Linked DNA regions of Mus musculus: regions 1, 2, 3, 4, 6 and 7 are each linked to region 5. The links are chromatin loops, found by intact Hi-C in ENCODE. Cell type or tissue: left cerebral cortex. All regions are shown on one strand. Region 1 has its middle 50 kb from the start of Gm51411. Region 2 has its middle 41 kb from the start of Glrx3. Region 3 holds the start of Tcerg1l (transcription elongation regulator 1-like). Region 4 has its middle 35 kb from the start of Tcerg1l. Region 5 holds the start of Gm30874 (a long non-coding RNA gene). Region 6 overlaps Gm30751 (a long non-coding RNA gene). Region 7 overlaps Gm30874 (a long non-coding RNA gene).

Region 1 (4,000 bases), 1.2 Mb before region 5:
CTTGTTTATAAATTTGTTTTTGTGTGTATGCACATGTGTGTATGTATGCATGTGTGTATGTATGTATGTGAGTCGGTGTGTGTCTATGTATGTGCATTGTGGGAGTATGTAGAGGTCAGAGAACAACCTTTGGCTGTCCATCTTTGTTGGAATTTCTGCCATATTGCATACTCCAGGGTAGCTTGGTTTGTAGCTTGTGGATGGTACTCCTGCCTCTGTCTCATTTATTGCCTTAGGAGTACTGAGGTCATAGATGTGTACCACAACATTTGGCTTTTTTAAATGGGTTTTAGGGATCTAGTTCCAGGTCTGATGTCTGTGGCAAGTGCTTTTACCCACTGAGGCATCTTGCCAGCCCTAGCATTCTTTGTCTTATAAAGGCACCATTCACTGGGCAGAGCATCTACCTTAAATCAGGCTGTTCTTTTGTTTGTTTGTTTGTTTGTTTTGGTTTTTTTCAAGACAAGGTTTCTCTGCAGCCCAGGGTTTCTCTGTATAGCCCTGGCTGTCACTTTGTAGACCAGGCTGGTCTCGAGCTCAGAAATCCGCCTGCTTCTACCTCACAAGCGCTGGGATTAAAGGCGTGTGCCACTACTGCCCGGCTGGCTGTTCTTTTGTAATGTGGCTAGATGAGCAAGGCCCTTCTTTCTAAGCACACCCACATTCATACATCTAGGAGCTAGACCCAGGGCATCTCCTTTGCGGCCACTATCAATGGAGAGCTGTTTATTTCCACATCTCGCCTTGAGCCGTTGCTGTCACAGAGAGGTTGGATGGTTCCTTGATGGGAAAGTGCGCAGCATGGTGACTGTTGGGAGGGTGTCTCAGGGGCTGGCATTATCCTTCTTTACCTCCAATACTCACGGCTGGGTCTGGGTAGCCCTTTTTCTCCAACATCAATAACTGTTACAGGTCCCCAGTTCGTTCTCCCTTCTAATCACCCCACTGGCTCCTGCCAAACTTGGGATCGGACTGGATCTGGTTTCAGGAGGAGGACGCCCTGGCCTTGTGGCTCTTTATTCTTCTGGCACTTTCCTACAGCGCCTTGCGGACTGGGCTGTGGCGAGCTGTTTGCTGCGTCTCTCTCTGAGTTTTACCCTCAGCGATATATATGTTTTTTCTAAACCAGAAACGGAACAAACACTAAAAAGCTATGGAGAACTTTACTCCTCTCCTCTCCTCTCCTCTCCTCTCCTCTCCTCTCCTCTCCTCTCCTCTCCTCTCCTCTCCTCTCCTCTCCTCTCCTCTCCTCTCCTCTCCTCTCCTCTCCTCTCCTCCTTTCTCTTCTTCCTTTCTTCCTTTCTTTAAATTCACAAATGTGACCTCAGAAACAGTATGCAAATTTCGAGAAAGCCTGAGTTATGAGGAGAGCAGGCACCTTCCCTTCTGAGTCTTCAGGGTTAGGTTAGGAGTGGTGCGCTGATCCAGCTCTGGAGCTCAGGGAAGCCGGGCTCCAGATCCTCAGTGTGTCAGCGATCACGCTGCATGTTCCCACTAGGAGGCGCTCTAGACACAGTTTCAGCACACACCACCTCCAGGGACCTGCCACCTCTGCTTGATGCTGGACACACAGGAAAGCAGGAGGCTGAAGCATCCACCTAGCCCCCAGTTTATCCTCATCAACCAGGCACAAAGCAGGGCTCCGTGTGAGAACAGGTGTGGCTTATTTTCCCTAAAACTGTCGCCTATCTCGGGTCCTCTGGAGGAACAGCAAGTGCCCTTATCAACTGAGCCATTTCTCCAGCCCGTCGCAATACTCTGTTTTATTCAGCCAGAGACCCCAGCGCTCAGAATGGTGTCACTCAGATTTAGGGTAGCTCTTCCTATTTACATGAACTCAATCTGGAAGATCTCTTGCAGACATGTTCAGAGGTTAATGACCAAACCCTATCAAACTGACAAGCAAGATTAACCATTAGAGCACATGTTCTTTACATAGCCTCTCAATAAAGACAACACCCTGGGAAGATCAGCCCAAAGCCCCGGTGCTTAAGCTTCAGTGAGAAAGAAGAACGTCTGGACTGTTACAGAGACAGCAGAATGTGCCTCCCGAGAGTCTCGCCTGGAAGTGTACAAAGTACCGGCAGAAACTCAGTCATGGGACTGACTTACTGTATAAAAGCAAGAACTTTGGAATAAAGTAAAAAAACTTTACAGCACTTTGCAATGGACTGGTATATCATTGTGAGCATATTTTGCAGTTAAAAGATTTATCTAGCCTAAACATAATTTTTCTTTTATAAAAGAATGTATTTTAAAATTTCCGTTCTTTTCTATGATGACAAGAGGGTCTTGGAATATGATGCCTGGAATATATTTCTGCAAAAATCAATACATTTAATCCAAACCTTCGAAGTTAAGATGATATTTAGCCAATGTGTGAGAAATATTTTTTTGGAAGGAAAGCAGACTATGGAGAAAGCATTAAAACTCCCCAAGCCGGCGTTTGGGAATGCGATTTGATTTTGTTGCTGACATATATATGTACCACTCCTATCTCTGGCTGTGTGGAAGCAGAATCTCTTAACGTAATTCAATTTTCCAAATGAAGACTTTGAGCACATTTGTGGAACTAGGAAATGACACTTAGCACTTTGGCTGATGAGGGTAACTGAATGATACCAGCCAAGCTGTAGCCATCCGCTCCTGTTAGGAGCCTGCACACAGATGCTGAAGAGGATCCACGCAGCCCAGGGCCTGGCTTTGGGGACCCCTGGAATACAGCACTCTGGCTTTTAGGTTTAATGGCTACAGATCCTAGATTCAGTTTAAGTTAATAGTCCTTGAGTGTTCAGACTGTGTGTGCATTTGGGCTGGGGCTGGGAGCACACAGAGGAACAAGGACATCCTGGAAGGGAATGCAGAGAGTAGGCAAAGCTCCACACAGTCTGTTGGCTGAAGGCTATAAGGAAGAGCTTGCACTGATGGGCTGGTACGGAGGTAATCTCTGGTTTGGAGGTGATCCTGAGGTTGAGAGGAGAAAGGTACTGGCCAAGGGGCAGAACGTAGGTGCCATATATAGGTCCAGTATGCATGATTTGTTTAGGGTTTTCTGAGTCCTAGTGCCATCCTGTGTATATCCCCGAGACCCTCTGGTCCAGCCATGCTAACCACCCTGGAGGAGTAGGGCTTTGTGTGCATGGGAGCAGGTTACTGACTGCACAGCTCATCTTTAAATCTCATTTATCTGCTACAGTTTGGCCTTGCCTGTAGCTCCTGTGTGCAGATCAGTGTTGGGGTTTGGTCCAGTGCTGTGTATACAAATGCTAAGTTCTGAGCCCCAAGATCTGGTTGTCCTCAGATGAGTGAATTCTCACATACACTGACATTCGTTGTGTAAACCTTGCTCCCTAATTTAAAGTGATCAGTTAAATAAAAGTGGCTATAGCAAATTATTAGAGAGAATAGAAGTAGGTAGGGCTTCTGTTACGGGGCAGGAGGTCTCCATTAGATCAGGAACACGTGCCTTAGTGAAATGCCCCCTGAGGATAGACTGATGGAGCAGAAATAACCCAGGTGAGACTCACACAGTAAGTACTCAGGGAATGTAGCTGGAGATGGAGTCAATCTATTGTTGGAAAAATAGATGAGGGGTAATTCAGCCAGTAATTGTGCTAAAGCTGAATAAATAAATCTAGTGGGCCTCAGTCCCGATTACTGGGGGGCTGGCCCAATCATGTTAAGAACTATACAGTTAATGGACATTTAAAGCAATAGATCATCACAGACAGAGAGAGCTTAGCCAGGTCTGCAGCTGGAGAGTAGAACCTGTCCTCAGAAATGGCGGTGCGGTGCTCCACCTGAGGGGAGTGCCCTGTCCTCACAGAGAACACTCGCCAGCCAGCAACCTGATAGGAGAGGACGAATTGGTCAGACAAGATAGACTGTGACATGAGCCCATTGTTAGGCTCAGCTTCAGGGACAAAGTTATCCTGCAAAAGACTTCGACAAGGTTGTCCGACGATCTCCACCAGCCTTGGGTCTGCTTGGTAGCCCTGTG
Region 2 (4,000 bases), 1.3 Mb before region 5:
TCTTTCGGGGTTCCTGGGTGTCACACAGATCTCGGTGGGACCTCCAAATGAAAGAACCCAGTGGGGAAACCCCCACTCAATTCCCGATTTGGCGTGCACCCAAGAATCACGCTCCGGGTCGAAACGTATCTCACGCAGGAGACAGTGGATTCGACCTGCACAGTGATTCTTAAACACAGCACAAGAATGCTTAACTTGTATAAGGCACACTTGTCTAGCATAGCCTCTGTGGGAATGAACGGTGGGAATACTGCACTGAGTGGGTCTAGCTTGGTCTGCGTGCCCCCTTCACACTCTTCCTTTGGTGTGGGATGAGCAGGACACGGACTGTGAGTGGGTGGGTTGCTTCCGGTATCTTGGTGAAAGGGGAGGGTTAGTATAAACAAGACACGCATCTCACCAAAGTCGCAAGCTCTGGGGCTGCCGTGCTCAGGATGTTCTTGCTCTCTGCAACATCACTGCCACTTGATAGGGAGATGTGGTTGTTGAGCTGACACCTCTGCCGGGTGTAGCCTGTGGTTTCTTCACACCCTTTGACCACCGTCGGCCTTGATCCTGGAGTACTGTAACTGTCGTGTCTCTCAAGATACACAAGTGAGCTGTTGACTCCTCACATCCTGGGGGTAGGGTGAGGAGGGGCCTTAGGAGCCAGGAGACCCAGGGCCAAATCCCAGCTATACCACTTACCCTGTGACCTTGTTGGGTCTTGCTCTGGACCTGAGCTTCCATGCATCATGGTGCACTAGGATTCTATACTGGGATATGGTCCTACTGCCATCAAGAAAGCTCTGCTACCAAGCTGCTGCACCTATGGTGAATCTAGAAGTGAGACAGGAGGTTGGGGGCGACAGCATCAGAGTCCTCTGCGTGCACAGCCTGGGGATGCTCAGGCCACAGGCAAAGATTCTTCCCATCATGTGTCATGGTGGAGAATGGGCTAGCCTGCTGGGATCTTCTGTGGCTCTCTCCCTACACCTGACCAAGGAGTTCATGGACTCTGCATTTGACTGTCAGTGCCACTTGTCATGGGGGAAGCCTTGTTCAGGGATCCTTCCTGACAGAGCACACTTTATACCTATAGCTGGTTTAAAACAGCCAACACACATGGTATTGTCAGGCAGTGACCCAAGCACTCAATTCATCGGGAGTCACTGCTGTCTCAACACTACGGTAGAGGGGGGAATAGGTTAAACAAACTGCACAAGGTCACAGTACTTGGTGTAGCTGGGATTTGACCCTAGATCTCCAGCCATGCTTCCAATTGACCTCGTATCCCCGACAGGATGTGGAGTTATAGTCCAATTATGTAGCTTGAGGGGGAGGACAGTTGTAGTTCTCAAGGGTCCAGGTCAATGGTAGGTAGAGGATGAGAGGGGCTGGATCTTCTTCATTGGCATAAGAGAAGCCAAAGCTGAGGATAACTCTACAGAAGGTGGGGTGTGCACTTCCAGCAGCCGGGAGCATAGGCTTGAGTTCCCAAACACAGGACCAAACAGATGATCCCTGACCAGGCACCTCGACAGATAGCTACTACATGAATTAGAAAGTAACCCTCTGGGTGCTAGTTTCCCCCAGCGCTGATTGGCACCTCCTTTGAGTTTTGATCTACATTCTTTCTCCTCAAGGCCTTGGTATGCACAAGGGAGGATGCACAGCTGCAAGAAACCAGCATTGCCTGTGGTTTGAAGGTCTGCAGAGATGAGTGCATGCCCCATTAACACAGCCTGCTCCTGGAGCAGTAAGTTGGGAAATGGGCCACTCTGGAGGGCTCATCCCCACACTGTTGGATCCCCGATGGTCCAGGGATGTCCAATTGCTCCCTGTGTGGCTGCCTAGCTGGCCCAGTTCTAGCCTAGTTCTGAGATGTTAGTGTCAGGACAAGGTTGGATCCCGGCCTGACTGACTGGAGTCCCTGTCCTTGACTGTTGAAGGCCCTTGGTGTCCAGACACGGCTTGGGGGAGCGGTCACTCCTCAACCCCAAGGCGGGTAATGGTAGGCAATGCGGGCTTTCCTGTGCTAACTCAGCTTCTCTGTCCCCGATGTCTACTTGTAACTTTGCAGGAACTAGCCTGGTATCCTCTGTAGCTGGTCACCACTGGTCTATGAATGTCACAATCAGCTCCTGGCTGTAGGAGGCAGCGGCAGGTGGTGACCGTGTGTGTCCACGCGAGGTCGCTGCGCACCGCGGGCCGATCAACCGCGCAGTCTGCAAGAGCGAACTTTGGGCACCAGGGGGCGCGCGAGGACCAAGGTTAGCACAGCATGGACAGGAGTGCGGTGGTGGTGTGTCCCTCCCGCCTCGCCTCCGCGCGAGTCTTGGAACCGCTTGTTTTGAAATTCTACCTCCCTTTTTCCTTTACAGAGAAAGCGTGTGGAAAATCTAGGTTGACTAGCTGGGGAGCAGCGTTCACAGACCTGTGTGGCTGCCTCCTATTCGAATACCAGAGCTAATCCTCACCCCCACTCACCCTGCCCCCAATCTCCTGGTCCTTGGAAGCCACCTAGATGGCACTGCTGATTTGCACCCTGCGGGAGCCAGCATCCACCCTCTGGAGTGAAGCTTACCTGGTGGATAGCCATCAGCCTAACCTAGGCTTTCAGGTGTATATGTGGAACACCTCACCCCTATTCCCAGCTCCACTTCACAGAGGACACGCCATAGAATAAGGTGCCACAGTCTCATTGCATCATGAGATGGTACTGTCCCTATGATCTGTCACGGCCTGAAGAAGTTTGTGGATGTCTTCACGGTGACGCAACTCTCTTCCCCTTTCCATGCTGTGTTGCTTGGAGACAGTTCACACCTGAAGGGCAGGCATCTTTAGGGGGAGGTGCAAAACTGAGGTTCTGTTGGGAAAATTTTGGATATTCATCCCTTTACCCTGCTTATTCTTTTGTCTAGCCATTCGTTCATGTCAGGGGGTGCTTACCGGTATTTTATATCTGCTGCGGAGTTCTGCTCTCTGGGCACGATACGACCATGGCCGTCTCAAAATCATCAGCAGTTCCAACTATCTGCATAAGATCCTTGGCCACTAACATTCCCTCAAGGCTGGTGGGCCTGATAGGGTACGGCTCAGGAGGGTGTACTCGAGAGAAGGATATAATTGATGAACAGTTAGGGGCACTCTTCTTTGGAGGTGTGGCTGCCCATAAACTGTTCATGTTCCTATAAGTAACTCCAGTTAAATGTAATGATTAGTTAAGGTAGACGTTGGGGGTGTTGGCTCTTTGGTCTGTTGCTGGCACCCTGTCTGGAGGGAGATATCCATTTATCTCTCTCCATGCAAAGTTTAGCTACAATAGCCAAGGGAGTGAGGGAGGGAGTGGTCATGGAATGGTGGGAGGCGTGGCCACAGAAGGATGGGAGGCAGGGCTGGTGGTATACACAGGGGCCTCTGTGTGTGTGTGTGTGTGTGTGTGTGTGTCCCAATTCTAGTCTTTCTGAAACGGAATATTTCAAAGGAGAAACAAAACAAAACAAAACAAAACAAGACAGGTTTAGGATAAACCCTGTTGCCAAAACATACTGAGGATAGCCATTCACCGTAGCCTGGTCACTGTGGTAAGAAAGGCTGGGTCTGGGTGGCATGGTTGCTCTGGGTTTATCTATCCTTGGTCCTGGCCCTGTTCTATGTTCTAATGGCTATGGTCATGTCAAGAGTTCTCGGGACACAGATGTAGTTCCTGTTGGCATCCCCTATCAGCCTCAGCCAGTGCCCTTGCTCAGCGGACTCAAGCTGGGGGCCAGAGCTTTGCCTTCTGTTTTTTTTTTTTTTTAGTTTTTCAAGACAGGGTTTCTCTGTGTAGCCTTGGCTGTCCTGGAACTCACTCTGTAGACCAGGCTGGCCTCAAACTCAGAAATCCACCTGCCTCTGCCTCCCGAGTGCTGGCATTAAAGGCGTGTGCCACCACCGTTGGGCTAGAGCTTTGCCTTCTTAAGTGATGTCTCCACTGGGTGCTTCCTTAATGCCTATCACTGGCCCCCAAGAGAACCGA
Region 3 (4,000 bases), 430 kb before region 5:
TCAAAAGACTAATGCTAAGATTTTTTTTCTGAAATTTTTTTTAAAAAAATTATTTATACAGGGTGTTTTTGGGGGATTTCTTGACATTATGTACCTCTAGTGGTAACACTCTGAAATGGCAACCCTCCTAAACATGGCAAAAGCTAGCAGAGCTTATCCAATAAAGCTGACTACTATGTGTATCACACATCAAGATAGGATGCCCAGTACAGCATGTATCTGCATCGTTAAGTCTAAGGAATAGCTTACGGGGAGTTTCATGACGTCTTGTAAAAAAAAGTCACAAGGTGGTACCGGGCTAAAATAATGAAAAGGTATATTGTGACAAAATGCTCATTTGAATGTGCTAATGGTATCCGTTTCGGCGTGAAATGCAAGCTATTCCTGCATTCAAACTCACTCGCACAGATAGTGAACGAGGAATTTGGCCGAAGCCAGGAGAAAGGTTGCACCACGACACCATCAATCAAAGGTGCAGTCACTTTTCTTTGCTGTTCCAGTCTCTGCATGCCAAACTCTTCTAAAGTAGGATCTGGCTTGAGGGAATTCAGAGGGCAGGAGAGGAATTCCCCACACAAGACGCTTTCATGGCAGGATTTCCAGGCTGCCTTCCGTGGCTGGAATTCTCTTAAGCACTGCCCTGAATCTATGTGAAGGAGTAGGGGGACCAGATCAGAATCAGAAATAGCTATTGATCTGCAGCTTGCTTTCAAGTCTGGTGGAGACTGTAAAAGTATTAACTTCGAGGCGATGGCAGCCACGGTTGTTGGCTGCAGCGCTCTGCTTGGAGGCAGCGACTTCAGGACCGCGTTCTGGACAGCGCCCGGCGCCGGGGAAAGTTGGGTCCAGGCTGTTTGGCTTCAGCCAGGGATGCGGGATCTAGGGCGGTCTAATGAGAGCCAGGGGAAAATATTGGGGAAAAAAAAAAAGACTGCCAAAGCAAAACCGGACGTCGAAGCATGAACTTTCTTGCCAATGTATGAATGCGCGGCTGCGTCCTGATGGTATGGAGAACCCAGGACAACCCAGGAACGGAGAAGAGCCAACCCGAGGGTCAGGGCAGCCCCAGGATAGGAAGGGACCCGCAATACCGAGCCTGGGTGGGATCAGGGCTGGAGCCGTTACCTGTCCGTGGAGCAGGGGATAATGGTGCACGGCGGCGTGGTCTGGCGCAGAGGACAGCGGCAGCAGGGGCAGCAGGGGCTCTCCCGGGGCTGGCCAGCCCGGCAGCCGCGGGAGCAACGGGGCGGAGGCAGGCTGCGCCGAGGCCAACAGCACCGGCGGGGGCGCGACCCCGGCGCCAAGCCGGAGCAGCCCGGCGGTGCCGGGGACCATCCAAACCCAGGGCGGTGGCGGTGGGTCTGCATTCATCGGCCACGGGAGAGGCTGCCGCCACCGGGGCTGCTGGGGCTGCTGTAGCTGCCGCCGCCGCCGCTGGAGCCTGGCGCCCGCCAGCATCCTACACCCCCGCGCGGGCGGCGGCGGGGGCGGCGGGCGCCCGAGGTGCGGGCCGGCGGCGGCGCGGGCTTCGGAGCGAACTCACTTGGTTGCGCGACGCGGCCGCTCGCTCCGCCCCTGGCCCGCTCTGGAGCCCCTCCTCCTGCCCGCGCCAGCCCCGGGCCTGGCGGGGCCCCAGTCCCCGCCCACAGATCCGGACCCCCGAGGCGGGGACACAGCGCGGCACGATGGGGTGCTCCCAACCCAGCCGGCTGATTTTTTTTCTACTGTGATCCCTAGCCCACTCCGTTGTCGCTACTGGTGGCCAATTGCTCTAGCTGACGGTGCGCACGGAGGGTCCAGGGGCTCCAGACCCCGCTTGCGATCCTAATGGCAAGCTGAAGCCGAGGTGGCTGCGCTGGAACCGGGCAGGTCCCGCCACTCGCGGAGCTGGCGGCCCCGGCGTGATCTACCTGATTTAAAGTGAGTCTAGGGCCCAGGGCCCAGAGGGAATACTAGACTGCAGACGTTGACGCCAGCTGAGTCCCGGACCCTTCTAGGCATGGGTCGATTTCTCTCTTGGATAAATATGCAAAATATTTTCCCAAGTCTCTAGAGGTTCACTGTGCCAGGAAACCCGAATTTTTAGTACTGGGTCTAAAGTCCTTTCTGGCTATCTGCTGGCTTCAGCGCCCTCCTTTGCCTCTGCTTTAACCCACAGACTCCCAACCTCTACCCTCTCTCTGATGCAAGGCACAACACAAGTGACTTCTTCTAGAGGGCTTGGCCTCGGTGAACTTGTTTTTAATCCCTCCGGGCACAGGACTGAGTTCCTTCATGCCTCGCCATAAGCTGCTGTGCCGCAAGAAGTGTCTGGGTCAAAGAATCTCTTGCTCCACTCGTTCCACGCGGAGCTTCCTTTCTCTAAGCCGGCGGAGCCAGGCTTCGCTCTGATCACAAGCAGTTTCCGCCAGGCGGCGCTGGTCCCAGCCCCTGTGCTGACCTAGCTTGCGCAGAACACTGGGTAGACTGGTCCAATGCCAGGTCTTCTCCATCAGATCCTCTGACATCAACTGGTAACGGCTTCCAGCCCCAGTCCAGTCCTAGACAGTTTGTGCCGGCGGCAGGGCACAGACTGTCACGTGCTAAAGAACCTGAAACCCTAGGCATCCAACTTCTGGTACCAAGCAGGAGCTTGCCAATGAAGCCTGCCTGACGGCGGGAAAGTGCAGTCCGCACAGCTACATCCAAAGACACACCTAGGTCAGGCACATACTCACCACCCTTCACCCCGTTCGCAGCCCCTCCTGGTAGAAATAGAAGCACCCACTTGGCTCCAATCAGTTTCTAGGTAGGGTTGCTTCCTCGTTTTCCTGGTTTGCCTACCTTTCTAACTTCCTCCTGACCTGTCACAATTTCTTTTTGTCTCAACATATGCTGATTTACATAGCTGGCACATCGCTACTTCTCTCCACCCAAACCACTTACAATTTGTGAGGTTTTCCCTTTCTTGGATGCCAAAGTACTGACAAGATTATTTCCCATGTAAAGCCCCAAAGCTTCGCAGATTGGAGCAGTGGTATCATCCACTGGAGGCTGCACTTCTGTATGTACACAGGTGATGTTATGTGGCCATCTTGCTCTCTAGGCTCCCACTCAAACTGGGATGTTGTGCCAGTTGCTAGGTAGACTAATTCCCCCCATCCCCCCTCGAGAGCTTGCGCGTGCAAAGCTGTATTCTTAGAGAAGTAGAACAGGGTCCATTCATTCCTTCATGGTGTGACCTGGGGGCATAGAAGATTCCCAGTGGCCTTGTCTGGGTTGTGTGTACTCTCAGCAAAGCAAAGTTTTAGGCCTGCAGCACCTCTAGCTCCTGGAGTGAAGGAAGGGAGTCACCCCAAATCTGTGGGTACTTACCATCCTGGGGGGCTTCTACACCGGTTCTCACTCAAGGCCTCTGCTAGGCAACTTGGCTAAAGGTTAAGTTCCTGTCTGGGCTGGTGTTCAAAGGCCTTGACACCTTGGGCACTTCCTGACTCAAAAGAGAGAGCAGGCTCAAAGAGCCTCCAATGGTCACACTCCTCTTTTTCTGTCAACTGTCAGAGGCTCAACACTATCCAAGGATCTCAATATTGGAGTCACTTTTCTACATCATGCTCTGTGCTGGAGTCTGAGTAACAGAAAAAAGGAAAAAAAAAAAAAACAGCTCCCACTAGTTAATTGCTATGAGGAGGCTCAAGGGAGTTTAAATCCTCCTTCAGGTTCTCATTTCATCGACTCCCCAGCCTTTGCCTCAGCCCCCATATAATCCAGGAACAACTTTATACCCTGGAGGATGTGAGTTCTCCTCTTGGGCACCTGGGCTTCCTGGTTATTTAAGAGGATTCTCCATGATCACTCCTGTGAAGATTACTTGTGTGTCATGAGGATGGCTTAAGGGTCAAAGAGATAAGAACTATAAGGGTGGTACAGGCGGATACTACCATCAAGTCAGGCAGCATTAGCTGAAGGTCAGAAGCCAGCAGACCAGCCCTCTTTGATCTTAAGCTACCCACTTAGGAGA
Region 4 (4,000 bases), 400 kb before region 5:
AGTACCACAGAGCCTCTCCTCTCCCTGACCTGCCATTTCTGCTTGCTTTTAACACTAAGATTCTAACTATCCAGAAGTTGATAGAAGTCAAGAGCGAGGAGAAAGGACCACAGAGCTCAGGGACAACTCGTCAACCAGAGCCTGAAGTCTGTAACTGGCCCAGAATTTTATCCATGTTAATGCTGCTGGCACCATGACAAGAGTCAACCAGAGAGGGTTCAAGACCACTGTGGGGCCATGCTACCTCTGTGGAGATGGCTTCTACATGACAGCTAGCAAAGCTCCATCATGGATGAAGGTACATCCATTTGGTTTTCATTTCTACAGTCTGCAGCCTCACTTTGATTGACATTGACCCAGTGTGATGCTTCTCATGAGTGACACAAACACACAGCAGACACTGTGTGGGCTTCCATGTGCTGGGTGATAGCCTGATGCTAGACCCAGAACTCATCATGATTATCACAAGTGACAGACAGTGCTGCCACTGCTGCTGAACCCTTGCATTTAGAGAAATCATGGCTGCCCTTGCCTTGATAACAGAAAACCACAGAATCACCCTGTCACACATATAGCTCATTAAAACCACAAGGAGTTAATGTGGAATCCTGACACCTCTTGGGACTAACCAGACCTTTATGAGTTCAAGCTGCCAAGTGGCTGTTGTGTGATCTGACCTCTTGTGCTTTGTAAAGACACTGAGCAAACAGAAGCCATCCCCCTTATTAATTATGTGTCAGTCATTTAAAACCAGTCAACCATTCACAAGGCTTGCTTCTCTGTCATTTTGAGAGAACAGCTTCTGGCTTCTTCCTTCCAGCTCTGCAGGTGGCCTAGGCTGCTTTCAAATGACAAGGAAGAAGGAATTTGAATGCCCACCCTGGCAAAAGGACTTGATACAACTGTTAGTTATTGAATAAAAATGGGGGGGGCGATAGTTATTGGAACACACTCTCACAAAGCTACTTTAACAACAGAAGGGTGAGTGGGAATGGTATTTCTTCTAGCATCAGTGAAACTCTACCTCTGTCAGATATGCGCGCAGTCAGCACAACCACTTTCCTCTTCCACACTAAGAAAGATTTTTCCCCATTTTCTGACCATCCAGCTCTCAGCCAAACATGCCCAGCTCTGAGGACAGTTTGTTTTCCCCACAAAAGGAAGAAGGTGGTGGTGGGCTTTCCCCACTGGTGTTTGAATTCAATGTTGGTGACTGTCTACTGCTGTCTAATTTAGTTTGTCTGCCGCCTTGTTTCTACAAGGTAAAATGCTCCACTCCTGATGATGTGACCGAAAGACAGGACTAGGCAGATGCTGCCGATGTCTTTGTGAGTCTTTCTCTCTTTCTTTCTTTCTTTCTTTCTTTCTTTCTTTCTTTCTTTCTTTCTTTCTTTCTTTTTTCTTTCTCTCTCTCTCTCTCTCTCTCTCTCTCTCTCTCTCTCTCTCTCTCTCTCTCTCTCTTTTTCTTTTTTTCTTTTTTTTTGGTTATTTTGAGACAGGGTTTCTCTGTAAAGCCCCGGCTGTTCTGGAACTCACTCTGTAGACCAGGCTGGCCTCAAACTCAGAAATCCGCCTGCCTCCCAAGTGCTGGGATTAAAGGCATGCGCCACCATCATCATTTATCTGTGGCACATGGAGAAAGAGGGGTTTTGACCTTCCCCTGGAGCTTGCCTGTAGCTCTTGGACCCGAGCAAGCATGGAGGGGCCACATGACTCACTCGGCCCCAGAGGATGGCTGTGCAAGGCAGAACTGATGCCCCAAGATATGATAGAAACATTTAGTAAACATACCTTGTACCACAAGGGGGCCCCAAATTTTGAGGGTTCTTTTCTTTTGTGTTCTCTGTCACGTGATGATTTCAATGTCTCATGACAGAATTGCTTCAGGTAGTACACACTGGAAATTTCCAAACAAATGAATCAAGGAACAGCTTCCTTCACTTCAAAGGAACTTTTCTGCACTGTGTGGATAGGCACCCGCCCAGGCTTCACAGCTACCTGTGATCTGAGTGTCCCCCACAGCACAAAAACCTCTAGCAGTCAGGCTGGACACACTGGTGTTTGTGGCTTGGCCAGATGCACAGCCTTCCCCTCTGAGGCTTCCAGCACATTCTCCTGCCTCAGCACTTTTATGTCCCAGGGTATGTGATTGCCTCTTCACAAGGTTTGCACACAGAGTAGATTTTCTTTTGAAATTGAGATGGAAAAACACTTAGAGAAATCCCCCAAAGCACATAAAGTTCTCTTTGTTAAGTAGTGATCATATAACGGTGCACAGCAATCTTGTCAACACATCAGATGACAAAAATGCCCATGGCCACAGTGGCTTCTCCAGTGTAATCACAGAAAATGTGTCAGACTGAGCTTGCACCAATGGATTTTCTGGTTATCACACCAAGGAGACTCTCTGACCTAGCTGAAGCTGATGGTGTATGCATGTGCGCATGTGGGAGCATGCAGCAATATAGTATACTCTGTGTTCATGTATGTGCACATACTTTTTCTCATGTATGCATGTATCTGTAGATGGGTGTGTACATCTATGTGTATACATTGGCATGCTTGTGTATATTTATTTGTGGGTTCACACAAGTATGTGCATATGCATGTATGCCTGTTGTGTTGTACATATGTTTGTGTACGTGTGGCTCTGTGTATATAGTTTTGTGCTGTGTGTGTATATCCATGCACAAGCCTGTATGTGTGGCATGTTCCAGTGGAGGTTGTTGCAGGGTATCTAGTTCAGTACAGCATACCCCTTCAGTTTATAACATATCAATGAGAGAAGATTCCAACTGGGTTGAGCAGCAAGACCAGGCAGAAGCTCAGCATGAAGGAATGAGAAGAAGAGAAACTATTTACAGCAGATATATCTGTCTCCATGGCTGTGGTTATCCCACTGTAGCTAGAGGTCCCCAAAGCTTAATCCCAAGAGGGAAGTTCTTCTCCACACCACCTTAACCCACGGTGACTGAGTAGCTGTGGAAATACGCTTGGGTTCCTGGGGGCAGAGGAGTCCGTCCATCTTGCACTGGGTGAAATCACACTCATCATATATAGGAAAAGCAGAAACAGTCCGACTCTTTAAGCTCTGTCTTGTCTGTTCAGTAATGCTCACGCAAGATATGGTTCTGAGAGACTTGGTTGGACTTCAGCATCCTTGCAGATGAGCAGAGTTGGTTAAAGGAAGGCCTGTCACCAAGTGGCAAGTTTAATTTAAGGGAAAAGATCCCAAAGATCACCAGTATTTCAAGATGGGCCTTTAAACCTCATGTGTAATTGGCTCAGCCAAGACTCAAATATCCACAGTCTTGGAGGTGTGGTAGCAGCGCCTTTAGATCAAAGAACTGGCTATGGTTAAACCTGTTTCTTCAGATCCTGTTTCTTCAGATAGGAGGATATAGCTCTTTTAAAGGGCAATGATGGGTACTTCACATTGAGACTCAAACACTACCCATGAGCTCTGGTGTAGAGGGCAGTAATGGCACCTCAAGGATGTGGGCAGGAGAATAGCTGGGAGCTGAGGGTGGCAGGCTGGGTATCCTCATTAGAACATCCTCAGCCTTGTCTCTCTCTGCGTTGCTTGAACCCTGGTCAGTGGAACTAGAGGCTCAATGCAGTGTTCACTCTCAGTTAATCCCTTAGGACTGAGCCACTAGAATCTAATGAGGACTGAGGATTGCGAGTTATGGATTTGTACTGGGCATGTGTTAAGAATTTTGTAGGACGTGCTCCTCGATCATTCAGGGAAGGGGAGTGATTTTGAAGACCGATTCATTTTGAATGCTCGATTCGAACATAAGCACACACAGACAGGGATAGTGGAATGATCCAGACCTTGGTGGTCACTGTTCACAGCCAGGAGCAGGAATAGGGTGAGCTTTATCCCAGCACGATGAGTGACAACAGCCAGATCTCTCCCTGTTTGTTTCTACTTCCACATCTGCCTCAGCCAACCTTCTTCTTCTACCTTGGAATCCATGTTTCTGAGTCTTCTCTT
Region 5 (4,000 bases):
ACACACACACACACACACACACACACACACACACACACACTGAAAGCCCAATTACTGTATGATGTGGAAATTCCATTTCTGGTTAAATTGAAAGTAGCAGGGCCAAGGTGTTGCTCAGTGGTTAGAGCACTTGCTTAGCTTGAACGTGACCCTTGTTTCAAATTCCCGATTCTAAAGAAGAAGGGGAAAAAAAAGGATTGAAAGCAGAGACTGAATCACATATTTGTAAACCTTGTTCACCACACCATCATGCAGAGCCCAAGTACCCATCAGTAGGTGAGTGACAGGTGAATAGATGGGGAATATGCTGCTTTGATCTGTTCAGGTTGCTATAACAAAAATGCCATAAATTCAGTCATTTATAAACAACAGTTCATGTCACCAACACATTCAGCACCTAGTAGGCCTGCAGCAACAGTTCATGTCACCAACACATTCAGCACCTAGTAGGCCTGCTGTCTGCTCCACTCTTGACCTCACATGGTAGAAGACACACGTGACTTTCAAAGGACAGATAAGAGCTCTTTCCGCAAGGGCACAAACCACGCCCATGAGGCCCTGGTCCTTGTGACCTCGATGCCTCCTCAAGACCCAATCTCTCAATACTAATGTGCTGGGGGTCGTGTGTCAGTGTGACACAAACACTCAGAGCTGTATATAACTGTGCGGAGCCTGCCCTATCCATGCAATTTGACACTACGCACCCTTAAAAAGGAATGAAATTCTGCTGTGTGAGTGAACCTGGAAGATAGAATGTTGAGTGGCATGTACCAGAGAAAGGGGTTCTGTTCCCACAGGAAAACTATGGAGTCCTCAACTATGACCTTTTTTATAAAAACTGCCCGATGCCTCTTAAGGCCTTGGAGTCCAAGCCCTGCCTCGTTGAGAGCACAGAATGAAGATCATAGAACAAAGATCCTTGCACACACAGATCTCCAGAGAAACCAGGAATGCTAAGTAGGCAGTGGGAAAGATGTGAAACCTGTTCTTCTGTCCAGAAAGCTGAGAACTGGAAGTAACTAACAGCCTGGCGCCCGGCGCTGTCTGTTGGGACAGGCCATATCAAGTTTCCACGACCGAGGACCAGGGGTGGCTAGCAATCTCAATGACCCTTGTGTTTCTTGTATAGACAGAAGCTCCTCCAAGCTCCCACAAGGGGTGGACCAGGGGTGGCTAATAACCAAAATGACCTCTATGCTATCTGTATGACTAAGACCAGGCTAGACCTTTAGGCCCTTGCTAGTATAGACAGCCATCTCTAGAACCCATCTTCTTGGAAGAAATGTCATGAATACCATACCTGAGTTGATTTTTAGTGTAATTACACCTCCTTATGCACCAGGGACTGTATTACACCAGGAAATTAAATACATGGGGAATAAACCGCCTGGTATTTAACACCCCGAAGTCTGATCCAGGTTGATGAAGTCAATCTGCAATGGGTTTTCAGTTTTATTTCTTCCCAGGATTCACCTCCCTGTCTGACACCTGCAGAGACACACACCACCACCACCACTACCACCCTCCCACACCACCACCCCACCACCACCACCACCACCACCCCACCCCACCCTCCCCCGCTCACTACACTCACCAACATGTGCCATGTTCCTACAAGAGCCTGGGAAGAGTCAGGCTCCAGACTTCTAAAGACGCTAAGAACAAATGGGGTTATAAGTCGCCAGAGACTGGTTTATTAGTTGGGCTTTTGTCACTGTGACAAAATACCTTCAATAAACAAAGGAAGAAAAGGTTTTTTGGACTCGCAGTTTCAGATGGTTCAATCTGTGCTCACCTGTCTCCATCGTTCCTGGACTATGGTCAATCAGAGCCTCATGGTGGGCCACGTGGGGTGAAGCAGAGCCGGCTCAACTCATCGTGGCCAATAAAGAGAAAGATAGCACAAAAGGTACCAAGGACAAGGTACACCCTTCAAAGACACCACCCAGCAAACTTCTTCCTCCAGGCAGGTCCCACCTCCTAATTATTACTAGGAGCGAATACATCCAGCTCTGATGAAATCAACATCCTCCTGAGGCAATCGCCTCTCAACAGCGCCACCTGCTGGTCGGCAAGCCTCAGTACAAGCACTTGTTGGGAACGTCGTACCTTCGTCCTGTAACATTTGTTCATAATTAAATGTACATCAGTGGAGATAACAGAAAGCTGGTTCATTATAAGAATCAAAGAGCGTGGTGGTCAAGGGTGGACTTGCCACTACAGAGATGGCCTGTTCGCCACTCAAAGGTAGCATTTCCATGGCCCTTCAGGGCAGTCGATTTTCTGAGCATGCAAAGTGATGGTAGCCTGGGTCTTCATTAAAAGGAGAAACCAGACCAGATGCTCTGGAGGCTCCTTACAGTTCTATAAAGAGAGGTCCACTTCAAGCCTCCTACTAAAACTGCATATTCCAGTACTAACCCCTAACTACATATGGCCACCACGTTTAGATTCAAATTAATTACAGCTAAATAAAATGCAGTGTTTAACTTGGTCTCGGGAGTCACATTTCAAGTCCTCAACAGCTGTGTGTAGCTAGCAGCACACACTGGGCTACACACAGAACTTTCCAGAATGCCGTTCCTTCATGGGACCCTCCAGCCTGTGGTCCAAGGTCATCTGGAGAACGTGTAGATTCGAGTCTCCTCGGCAGCTCTTGGGCACTGAGGAATCCCAAAGGCAGGAAGTGAGGAGCAACACAGGAGGTTACCCTTCTGCTCAGGGGCAGGTGCTTGGGATGTACCCACTAAACAGCAAATTGGGGCTCCACCATTCTGGAGCCCCAGAAAAGGTGGAAAGCAAACTCATCAGGCTAGCTAGAGAGCATGGCATTGCTGTTCCCCTGGTGAGCAATCTCAAGTGACATAAATCCACGTTTACTGTTTAAACCTCCACTCGCATCCACATAAGGCCTAGCATTGACCTTTCGCCTCTTAAAGCCTTCATAATTGCTTTTATTATTATGCCTGAATTTCATCTCAGTTGAAAGTTTCTTTTTTTCACCCTATTAAAAGTGTTAATAAGCTGCATTTAAAACCTTACCTTACAATTATGTTGAATAGGCTGAATAAATCAACACCGGTTCTTCGTCCATTTGAGGGGGGAAATTGAACTGCTGTGAACTTAAATATTTTAAAAGTCAGAGCTGATGAACATGTTAATGCTGCCCAAAATTAGCATGCTCAATTTATGGTGACAAACAGGAGGCCGTTCCCTGCAGAACCCTGGGAGGAAGGAGTGCAAGAAGGCAGAATGCATTTGGCAGGAGGCTTTCTGGGAGCTTCCTGGTTCCCTGGTCCGTGGTGTCCATGGCTATTTATGCTCACAACTTCAGATGAGAAACCATGTGTGCGTGCGTGTGCACGTGCGCATGCGTGTGTGTGTGTGTGTGTGTGTGTGTGTGTGTGTGTGTGTGTGTGTGTGTGGTGGGAAGAGGGTACCTCATGCAACCCAGGCTAGTCTTGAATTTGCTCTATAGCTAAGGAATACCTTGAATTTCTGTCCCTCCTGTGCCTGCTTCCAGAGTTCTGGAATGAGACATCTAACCTAAGAAGCAGTATTTTTAAAGCCCCTGACAAGGACTGGTGAGATAGCTCAGCAGTGAGAAAGCTTGCTAGACAAACATGAAGACATGAGTTTGGGTCCCAGTGACCATGCGAGAGACTGAGCATGCCCAGGTGTGCAGCCTGTAACCCCAGCACTTGGGGTAGGAGTGGAGCCAGAGACAGTAGCTTACTGACAGCCAGCTTGGGATTCAAAAGAACGAGGCAGAGAATGATAAAGCAGGATACCTGACATCCTTCTCTGGCCTCTGCACACATGCTTGTGCATATGCACCACGCATACATATACCACAGCTACACACAATAACAATGATACTAAACAAAAGCCCCTGGCAGGCGTTTGCGTGGCTAAGCCGTGTGGCGCCGTGCAGCTCTGGCGTGGCTAAGCCGTGTGGCGCCGTGCAGCTCTGGCTTGGCTAAGCCGTGTGGCGCCGTGC
Region 6 (4,000 bases), 300 kb before region 5:
TGTAGCATGGCTCAGCCCTTAGTACACACCTTTAATCCCTCTGGCTACACTATAGTCATGGTCATAGTACACACATATAGTCCCAAACAATGAAGGTAATGTTAGTTTGTAGAAGGAAGCACCGATGTTTGAAAGTGATGTCTAATTAAGTGGCAGACAAAATGACAAATCAGAGAAAGACAACATAATAGGATCTGCCCAACTCTCAGGAGAAGAAGAGAGAAGGGAAGGTACTTAAGAGAGCAGTGCATACACACACACACACACACACACACACACACACACACACACACAAAGAGAGAGAGAAAGAGAGAGAGAGAGAGAGAGAGAGAGAGAGAGAGAGAGAGAGAGAGAGAGAGGTTGATTTATTTACTGGGCAAGTTTTACAGAGACAGATCGAAGAGAGACACAGCTAGACACAGGTGAAGACAGAACTAGCCAGAGAATGAGAAGGAATCAGAAGATTAGAACAGATTGCTAGAGTTAGTTTGAAGCCAAGAATAGCAATTCAGAGGACCCTCAGAAAAGCCAGATTGAATCTCAGTCATCTTGGAGAGGAGTTTTGAGTCAGAACTGCTGACTTGAACCAGGCAGCCAGAGATCAGAAGGAACTAGAAAGGGGCAAACTTACTTAGCAAATCTCCGAGGCTGAAAACATTCTAGGCCTAAATTAAATTGTATGGAGGCTAGAAGCTTGCAGTACAAGGCCCAGGCTAGCAAAAGGAGGCAGTAAGGCTCAGACATGACAATTACATCGGGCCAATAAGAGTTATTTTTACATGTATCCAGTTGGGAGACCAGTGGAGGCTCAGCCAACCAACCAGGTGTATAGCCAGTCAGTCACCCATTGACTAATGTGCATTGCTCTTGGTAAGCCTGAATCCAAAGTTCTCCTGGTCAAATGACTTTCTCTAAAATGTGCTTAAGAAAGAAAACTGAATGAACTCTCAGCATGTACGCTTCACATTAATGCTTTCCTGTCAAAAAACCCCACCGTCTAGTCTAGACAGAGCTGAGTCTCTGGCTTCAAAAGCCTGTCTCAGAATCTGTATTCCACAAATGCAGCTTCCATAGGAGATGTTACAGTCAAAGGAGAAAACCAATAATTGCAAGGTTTGAAAACTTGAATTAAATATGCCGAGTGGTCAAAACAGTCCCTAGGGAGCAGTGAACTCAGATCCTATGAAGTTTATTTTTAAATGAGTCTGTAATGGTTAAAAACAAAAGAAAATCAATGTCTCAGAATGAAGGCACACAGTGAGCTTCCATGTTCCATGGAGACAGCCCCACTGGGTCATGTGATGTCTGCTTCAGAGAAGACACAGCTCCAGAGCATTGCGGGAACACTCTATGGTACTCCTCCTCCCCAGGTGAGGCTGGAAACGTGAGCCTCCACAGTCTCCCGTGCAACTGCCTGTGTGTGAGCAGCTTTAAGACTTCTAGCCAGGGCCGACTCCACCCCAAACCTCCATCTATGACGCTGTGGAGCATACAACTGCTAAGGAGCCATCGTCTCAGGAAGAGTTACCAAGAACCCAAGGACAGGGGATGATGGGTCCCAACCAGAAGTAGTCCTGAGCACCTCAGCTTGGGCAGACCAGAACAATGCTTAAAGAGTCTCTGCCCCTGACCTAGAGTCACAGGGAGCCATACTGGTCCAGCCATTATTGTTGAATGCTACCACATACATCACCACTTGATACGTGGGAGGCACCTCCTTGAGCAACAATCAAGACAAAAGAGAAAAATGAAGATAAGCAGATGAGTGAGCCATTAGCAAAGCTGGACTGTCCCTAGGTCACGCTAGGAGGGGGTGGTGACTCCAGCCTTACTGGGCAGAGATTCCGGAGGCTGGTGGTTGTCAAAGGGCCTCCCTGGAGACAAGTGGTTGTGAGACAAGTGTGGTTGCTGTTAGGACTAAGAGTAGGTACTCTTGCAGACAGGGGCTCCAGAACTCCTAGGAGCACCTAACACTGCTTCAGTGGTAGAATGCTGTCCAGATGGACAGTCATAGCAAAAGGCTTGAAGCCAAAGCACTCCTTAATCTGCCGCATGGAGGAGCCACTGTGCTGCCTAAACAGCTTTCCTGGAACACCATCTGGACATCGGAATTCTCTACTGTATGGATTCAGTGCAGCTTCCTTTAGTGAACACATAGCTTTAGACCACCATTGCCACAAACCATGTTCAAAGCCATCCTGTCACCCCCAAAATGGCTCCCACTAAGCCACAGTCAATCTCAGTGACCACCCTTAGCCCCAGGAAACCACCAGGCATTTCTCTCTTGATAAATGGGCTCTTTCTAGGTGTACTGTGGAAGGGAATCCCTCAAGGCAGTCTCCGCTGTCTTTCTCCCTCTCTTCACCATGCCCAACAGCAATTGAGAAGCTGGGAGTTGGGTGAACCGATCTCTCCCTCTCTTCACCATGCCCAACAGCAATTGAGAAGCTGGGAGTTGGGTGAACCGATCTTCTCTATTGCTAAACCGTGCTCTGTTGTATAGCTCCCCAAATTGTATTCATTTCAGTTGATAGGCGTTCGGATGGTCTGTTCTGTAGGGTATTTAGTAATCATGCTGCTACAAAGATTCCAATATACGTGTTTGTCTGTGTAGACACATGTTCATTTTTCACGATGGAGTCCTTGGAGTAGAATCACTGGGTTATGTCACAAGGATGTGTTTAACTTTCTCTGAAGGTGCTAACCACTCTTTAAAGCGACTATGCCAGTCTTTGTCCCAGCAGCAGTGTGCATAGACTTCTGTTTCCTCTTCATCTTTTTCTCTTCAGTTTGGTGACCAAGGAATTTTACCTTTCTTTTTCTGATAGATCACTCAGAAGTTGACTCTGAGAGACGTGGTCCTCCCTGGAGAAGGCTTTGTGACATGTGGCTTCTGAGATAAACTCTACAAATAGTCTTACTTAGGTTTCAAGTGATGATCTTCTAACAGTCATCAGCACACACACCCCAAGTCAACACCATTGCTAAAAGTGACTGTATTCCTGTCAAAGCGCCATTTACCATCCCTGTCTGCTGCTCCTCCTCCCCACACTCTTTCCTTAGATCCCTTTGCAAAGGAAGAAAACCAAGAGGAGGACTTTGCAGCAGGTAGTTGCGAGGAACCTGGCCCCTACCTTTTTCAGCAATACACTGGTCATTCTTGGGGGTTTCTGAGCCTCTGCCTTACCCTCCTCACTGAAGCCAGAGATCCTGTCAATTCAACTCTACACGGTGTGTTGATGTCTCTAGTTCCCAAACCCTGCGTACCTTCCTCTGTATGGACCTCAATACTCAATACTCAATATGGTGATTTCACACTTAAATGATAAGCCAGATCAAAAATGTACTACTCCTCTCAGAGCTGGGATCCTCCCCTTCATTCATAGTTCCTACTAAGCTCTCTTTAGCCACTGGACCTCAATTCCCCTCCAACTCTTTCCAGTCCCTCATGGGAAATCCCAATCTGATCCCCAATGGTTGATCCGGATCTACCCCTTATTTGTACACCTATGTTTCAGCAGGTATGTTGGTCCCAGTTTAGGGAGGATAGCCTCTCCTCATATTAAAGGCCCACCATCCCAGCCTTCCTTCTAAGATACCCACATTTAGCCCCAGAAATTCCTATCAGAGGCCAGGATTTCTGACCCAGAACTTGTCCCACTAGTAGTCTCCACTCTGGGACATGGTGACATGCTGCAGCCACCTACCTGCCCTTCTTTATTCTTGGATTGTGGTCTGCCTTGTACCTTCTCTGTAGATCAAAACAGCATTGCTGATCCTGTCTCCCCACTTCTAATTTGTCATTAGGATGCAGTAGTGTCCCAGTGGCTATGGGATGGAATGAAGTCTGCATTCTTTGTTACCATGAAGCTAACCCATTTTTGTGGCTCTGCACTGTGTTCCTGCATCCGTGTGATGCACAATGCCCCCTGTTATTTTGATTAGGATTTTCAGTCTGTCATCTGGCTTAACCACAGCTTACTTGTTTACTATCCTCCCA
Region 7 (4,000 bases), 93 kb before region 5:
GAGGAGTCAAGCAAGCTCTCTGACAGTGCACAGTGCCTTCCTGAGCAAAGCTGTCGGTGCAGGTAGGACAGGAACTTCACGAGAGGTGGCTGACGTTCTGCTTATCAGCATATCAGGAACTCATACGGACATATTTGCCTGCTGCAGGCTCCATCTCTTCCAAAACATTTTTTCCCCTGGAATTCAGGTCTCTAGACACTAATACCTGCTATTATCCTCCAGCCAAACCCAAGAAGAGACTGCTTCCTCCTGGGCCTGCAGCTCCTGGACAAGGGACTACACAGGCCCCATCTGACTGCCTCCCACTACAGGCTAATGAAAAGGCAGAGAGGCAACTGGCTGGCCCACTGTTGTACCCCAGCTCCCGCAGAGTGCTTGCTATACAAATAGTTGGCACTTAACAAGTACTGATCACATGGATGAATAAATGCTTGAGTAGATTTTTTAGGAGTCGGTGTGTTTGGTGTATGCTTGTGTGTAGCCCTGAGATGAGTGGAACTGAGCAGAGGGCAGAGGTGAGCACAGCCTTGGTAGGAAAGACACAGGACTGACCTTACCCTATGACCCTGCAGATATAAAGACAAGTTCCTCTTTCAGAGGACTCCATGTTCAAATGGCACCTTCCAGATATAAGTAGCTAAAAAAACATACACCTATATACAACACACACATACTCCTACACAACAGGCATGCATACACCAAACACACAAACAATATACCACACAGGTATGTGTATACATACACACATATATACATACACTTTTATATGTGTGTGTGTGTGTAACATATACACATAATATACACATATTAATAAATACATAACAGCTAGATGGTAGTGGTGTATGTATGCCTTTAATTCCAACACTTGGGGGGCAGAGTCAGGTGGATCTCTGAGTTCAAGGTCAGCCTGGACTACAGACATGGCTACACAGAGAAACCCAGTCTCAAAATACCAAACACAAAAACCAAAAAGAAACAAAAAACCAAAAATATATAACAGACAGATACACATACTTAAAGCATATCACATGTAACACATATATACATATATGTTATATCATGCATGCACAGGAACACTACATGAATCACACGTGTCTTCACATGTACAATAAACATAAAACATATACCCACATAATATACATCCCATCACACTGTACCTGTACATAATATAATACTCATATATACCAAACATGCATATATGTACCACATAGCACAAGCACACCATGTGTGTGTGTATATACACAACATGTCAATAACACAAACAACACACACATACAGAAAATGCATGCATACATGCACATGCACAGACCACATACACAGTCTGAACCAAGACGTCCCCTGGGCTGGCCTTCAACTCTGCTGTGCTTCCTGCGGGAGGTAGCTCTCTGATTTCTTCTGTCTGAGTGTCCTCGCCAGAGCTTCAGGCCCCACAGCCACACTGTCAGATGTGGGCTAGTCCTCTAGTCCTCTGTCTGGGCCAGGAACCACATAGCCCAAGAGCAGTTACCAGAGCTGGATTTCTGTTGACAGCATTTGCGCACTGGTTCTTCAGAGAGTCCGTGGGGAACGTCTGTTCTGAAAGCAAATATCTGTAGAAAGAAAGGTGCTTCCATGGCCATACTGCCAAGATGGACAAGAGGAAAGCAGATCCTGCTGTCCCTTCTGCACCCAAAGTCAAATCACATGGCTCGATTGGCTCCGTGATTTGCCATTGAAGGTAGTACCTGATATCTATAGATGATATAACCAACTCTGCACAGACTACTTTCTCCCAGTGCTAGAGACCCAATGTCTGTTACAGGCCTCGCTGGCTGAAATCAAGTATTGGCAGACACTTGAAATCTAGGTTTCCTTCTGGAGCTCGCCTGAGACGGCATGACCCAGCATGTGCCTTCTCCAGCCTGCAGGGGTCACTGCGCCTCTTGGTTCACAGTTACTTTGTTTTCAGAGGCAGCAACACAGCAAATCCTACCTTGCTCTGGCAATGACTGGCTCTCCAGCTCCACTGTCCATCTGTAGGGACCCATGTAATTCTGTAGGTCACCTGGGCAATCCAGGAAAATATCCCCAAGTCAAGGTCAACTGATCAATAATCCCTGTGCCCCTTCTTCAAGCTGCCTAATGTGCACACGGCTCAGGTAAGGCTTCTTCACGCCATCCCACGCCCCCTACACATCTGCTTCTCAGGAGATATTTGCTGACTGATTTTTCAGAATTTGACAGGAATTTGTCCCAAGTAGGCAATTTGCTGGTGATTACAGTTATCAAGCAAGAGAACCAGGATTTGCACAGGAATTGCAGGCCCCTCTTCTCACCAGTGACATGAAGGTCTCTTCCGGGAGGAATGAACCCATATGGGGATGGTTCTGCCCTCAAGGCAACAGCTACCAAGGTAGTTTTCAGACCTTATTTTGAACCTGTAGTCAGAGTGATGCTCTGGTCTCCACTCCCAGTACCTCCTCTGCTGCAGGTGCAAATAAAACCACAAAAGATGTAATGATGTATAGCCTGCTTTCCAAAGATAAGGGGCAGAAAGGAAAATTTTGCTGGTCAGAGCTGAGAAGCCACAAGCCTGCAGAACCATGGGACTAAAACTCTGTGGTCTGATGCGACCAGTAAATGTACCGAATCACCCAGGATGGGAGGCGATGGCCGAGCTTCCATCACAGGCTCCCCCAAGCTTTTCAGCTGCTGATGTCCACTTAGGCTTCAGCATTCACCACTCTGGGTTGGGACAAGGAGCTGTGACACATGGAAATGTCAAAAGTGAGCAAAGCACTATTGTCGACATTGGGATAGATGTTCAGGCCACGGTGCTACCGTCCCAAGACGAGCTGGCTCCACGCAGAAGGCCAGAACTAAGCCACTACAAAGTGGTAAAGGAGTAAGAGGCAGGGTAAGAGAGGACACAAAACAACAAAGACCAACAGAAACAGAGTCCCTCACACTAGAAATGAGCCCCCAAAAGCAAAAGTAGAAAGAAAAAACTGTTGGTGTGGTATTGAGGAGGAGGGCACAGATTTCTGCTTCAGTGACACACCACCACCACCACATTCCTGACCGAACGTGAAGAGCAAGCATGGTATTTGAATCTGATTCTAACAGCATGGCCAGAATACCCATGGAAATACAGAATCAGAAAATGAAAAGAATCCAGGGCCACTGGCTCTGTCCCCAAGGTTGTGGGCCAAACCAGGAGAAGAAGGGGATGAGGGATTCTTTCTAAAAGGCCACAAGATAGATCAATAGGTAAAAGCATTTGTACCAAGCCTGACAACAGAGTTTAATTCAGCAAATCTATGTGGTGAAAGATAAGAACTAATCCCTACAGATTGCCTTCTGACCTCCATATGTGCCCTATGTTTCATGCACACAGAGACACAGACACAAAGACACATGGACACACACAGGCACACACACACACACACAGAGAGAGAGAGAGAGAGACAGAGAGACAGAGAGAGAGACAGAGAGACAGAAAGAGAGAGACTGAGACAGACACACAAACACAGACATACACACAGAAACACAGAGATACACATACAAATAAATGTGAAATTATTTTTTTAATTCTCTCTGGAGGAACACAATTTTTATTAGATATTTTCTTTATATACATTTCAAATGCTATTCCGAAAGTTCCCTATGCCCTCCCTCTGCCCTGCTCCCCTACCCACCCACTCCTGCTTCTTGGCCCTGGCATTTCCCTGTACTGGGGCATATAGAGTTTGCAATACCAAAGGGTCTCTCTTCCCAGTGGTGGCTGACTAGGCCATCTTCTGCTACATATACAGCTAGAGACACAAGCTCTGGGGGTACTGGTTAGTTCATATTGTTCCACCTATAGGGTTGCATACCCCTTCAGCTCCTTGGGTGTTTTCTCTAGCTTCTCCATTGGGGGCCCTTTGAGAGGAACACAATTTTAACACAAGTTTCAGAGTACTTCCAGTTGGGAAGACGAGCTGTTCCAACAGTGCATACAGGAATAGATTATCATAAG

What was found. Hi-C counts contacts between places; a loop is a spot of excess contacts. Peaks named below come from ENCODE experiments on the same cell type or tissue, not always from the same donor. Only the 100,000 strongest peaks of a DNase experiment are listed, where the experiment ranks them.
Region 1: it touches region 5 in a loop (6-fold over the local background); 12 of 42 quality-filtered maps call a loop at or near these places.
Region 2: a loop joins it to region 5, with 8 times the contacts of the local background. A loop is called at or near these places in 26 of 42 quality-filtered maps.
Region 3: it touches region 5 in a loop (4-fold over the local background); 4 of 42 quality-filtered maps call a loop at or near these places.
Region 4: it touches region 5 in a loop (6-fold over the local background); 5 of 42 quality-filtered maps call a loop at or near these places.
Region 6: a loop joins it to region 5, with 3 times the contacts of the local background. A loop is called at or near these places in 2 of 42 quality-filtered maps.
Region 7: it touches region 5 in a loop (8-fold over the local background); 22 of 42 quality-filtered maps call a loop at or near these places.

What each region holds. Positions count from the first base shown.
Region 1 is chr7:137,601,747-137,605,746 of GRCm38, forward strand. No RefSeq gene overlaps it. Among named protein-coding and RNA genes, the nearest start is that of Gm51411, 50 kb to the right of the region's middle. In left cerebral cortex, a CTCF peak has its summit at 1,504 (motif pointing right); a DNase peak (open chromatin) is centred at 1,506.
Region 2 is chr7:137,476,247-137,480,246 of GRCm38, forward strand. No RefSeq gene overlaps it. Among named protein-coding and RNA genes, the nearest start is that of Glrx3, 41 kb to the left of the region's middle. In left cerebral cortex, a CTCF peak has its summit at 2,191 (motif pointing right); DNase peaks (open chromatin) are centred at 1,894 and 2,223; H3K4me3 peaks cover 229 bases.
Region 3 is chr7:138,396,196-138,400,195 of GRCm38, forward strand. Tcerg1l (transcription elongation regulator 1-like) reads right to left here and starts at 1,535. Exons shown (of 12, transcript NM_183289.3): 1 at 1,126-1,535. The coding sequence starts at 1,458. In left cerebral cortex, CTCF peaks have their summits at 104 and 2,424; DNase peaks (open chromatin) are centred at 210, 341, 805, 1,049 and 5 more places; H3K4me3 peaks cover 1,982 bases; H3K27ac peaks cover 401 bases.
Region 4 is chr7:138,430,936-138,434,935 of GRCm38, forward strand. No RefSeq gene overlaps it. Among named protein-coding and RNA genes, the nearest start is that of Tcerg1l, 35 kb to the left of the region's middle. In left cerebral cortex, a CTCF peak has its summit at 1,805 (motif pointing right); a DNase peak (open chromatin) is centred at 1,841.
Region 5 is chr7:138,825,961-138,829,960 of GRCm38, forward strand. Gm30874 (a long non-coding RNA gene) reads right to left here and starts at 2,937. Exons shown (of 4, transcript XR_870037.2): 1 at 1,796-2,937. In left cerebral cortex, a CTCF peak has its summit at 2,080 (motif pointing left); DNase peaks (open chromatin) are centred at 2,054 and 2,350.
Region 6 is chr7:138,524,281-138,528,280 of GRCm38, forward strand. The region is part of intron 2 of Gm30751 (a long non-coding RNA gene); the gene reads right to left. Among named protein-coding and RNA genes, the nearest start is that of 4930543N07Rik, 28 kb to the right of the region's middle. In left cerebral cortex, a CTCF peak has its summit at 2,054; a DNase peak (open chromatin) is centred at 2,044.
Region 7 is chr7:138,732,543-138,736,542 of GRCm38, forward strand. Gm30874 (a long non-coding RNA gene) reads right to left here. Exons shown (of 4, transcript XR_870037.2): 4 at 836-1,589. Among named protein-coding and RNA genes, the nearest start is that of Gm30808, 34 kb to the left of the region's middle. In left cerebral cortex, a CTCF peak has its summit at 1,906 (motif pointing right); a DNase peak (open chromatin) is centred at 1,913.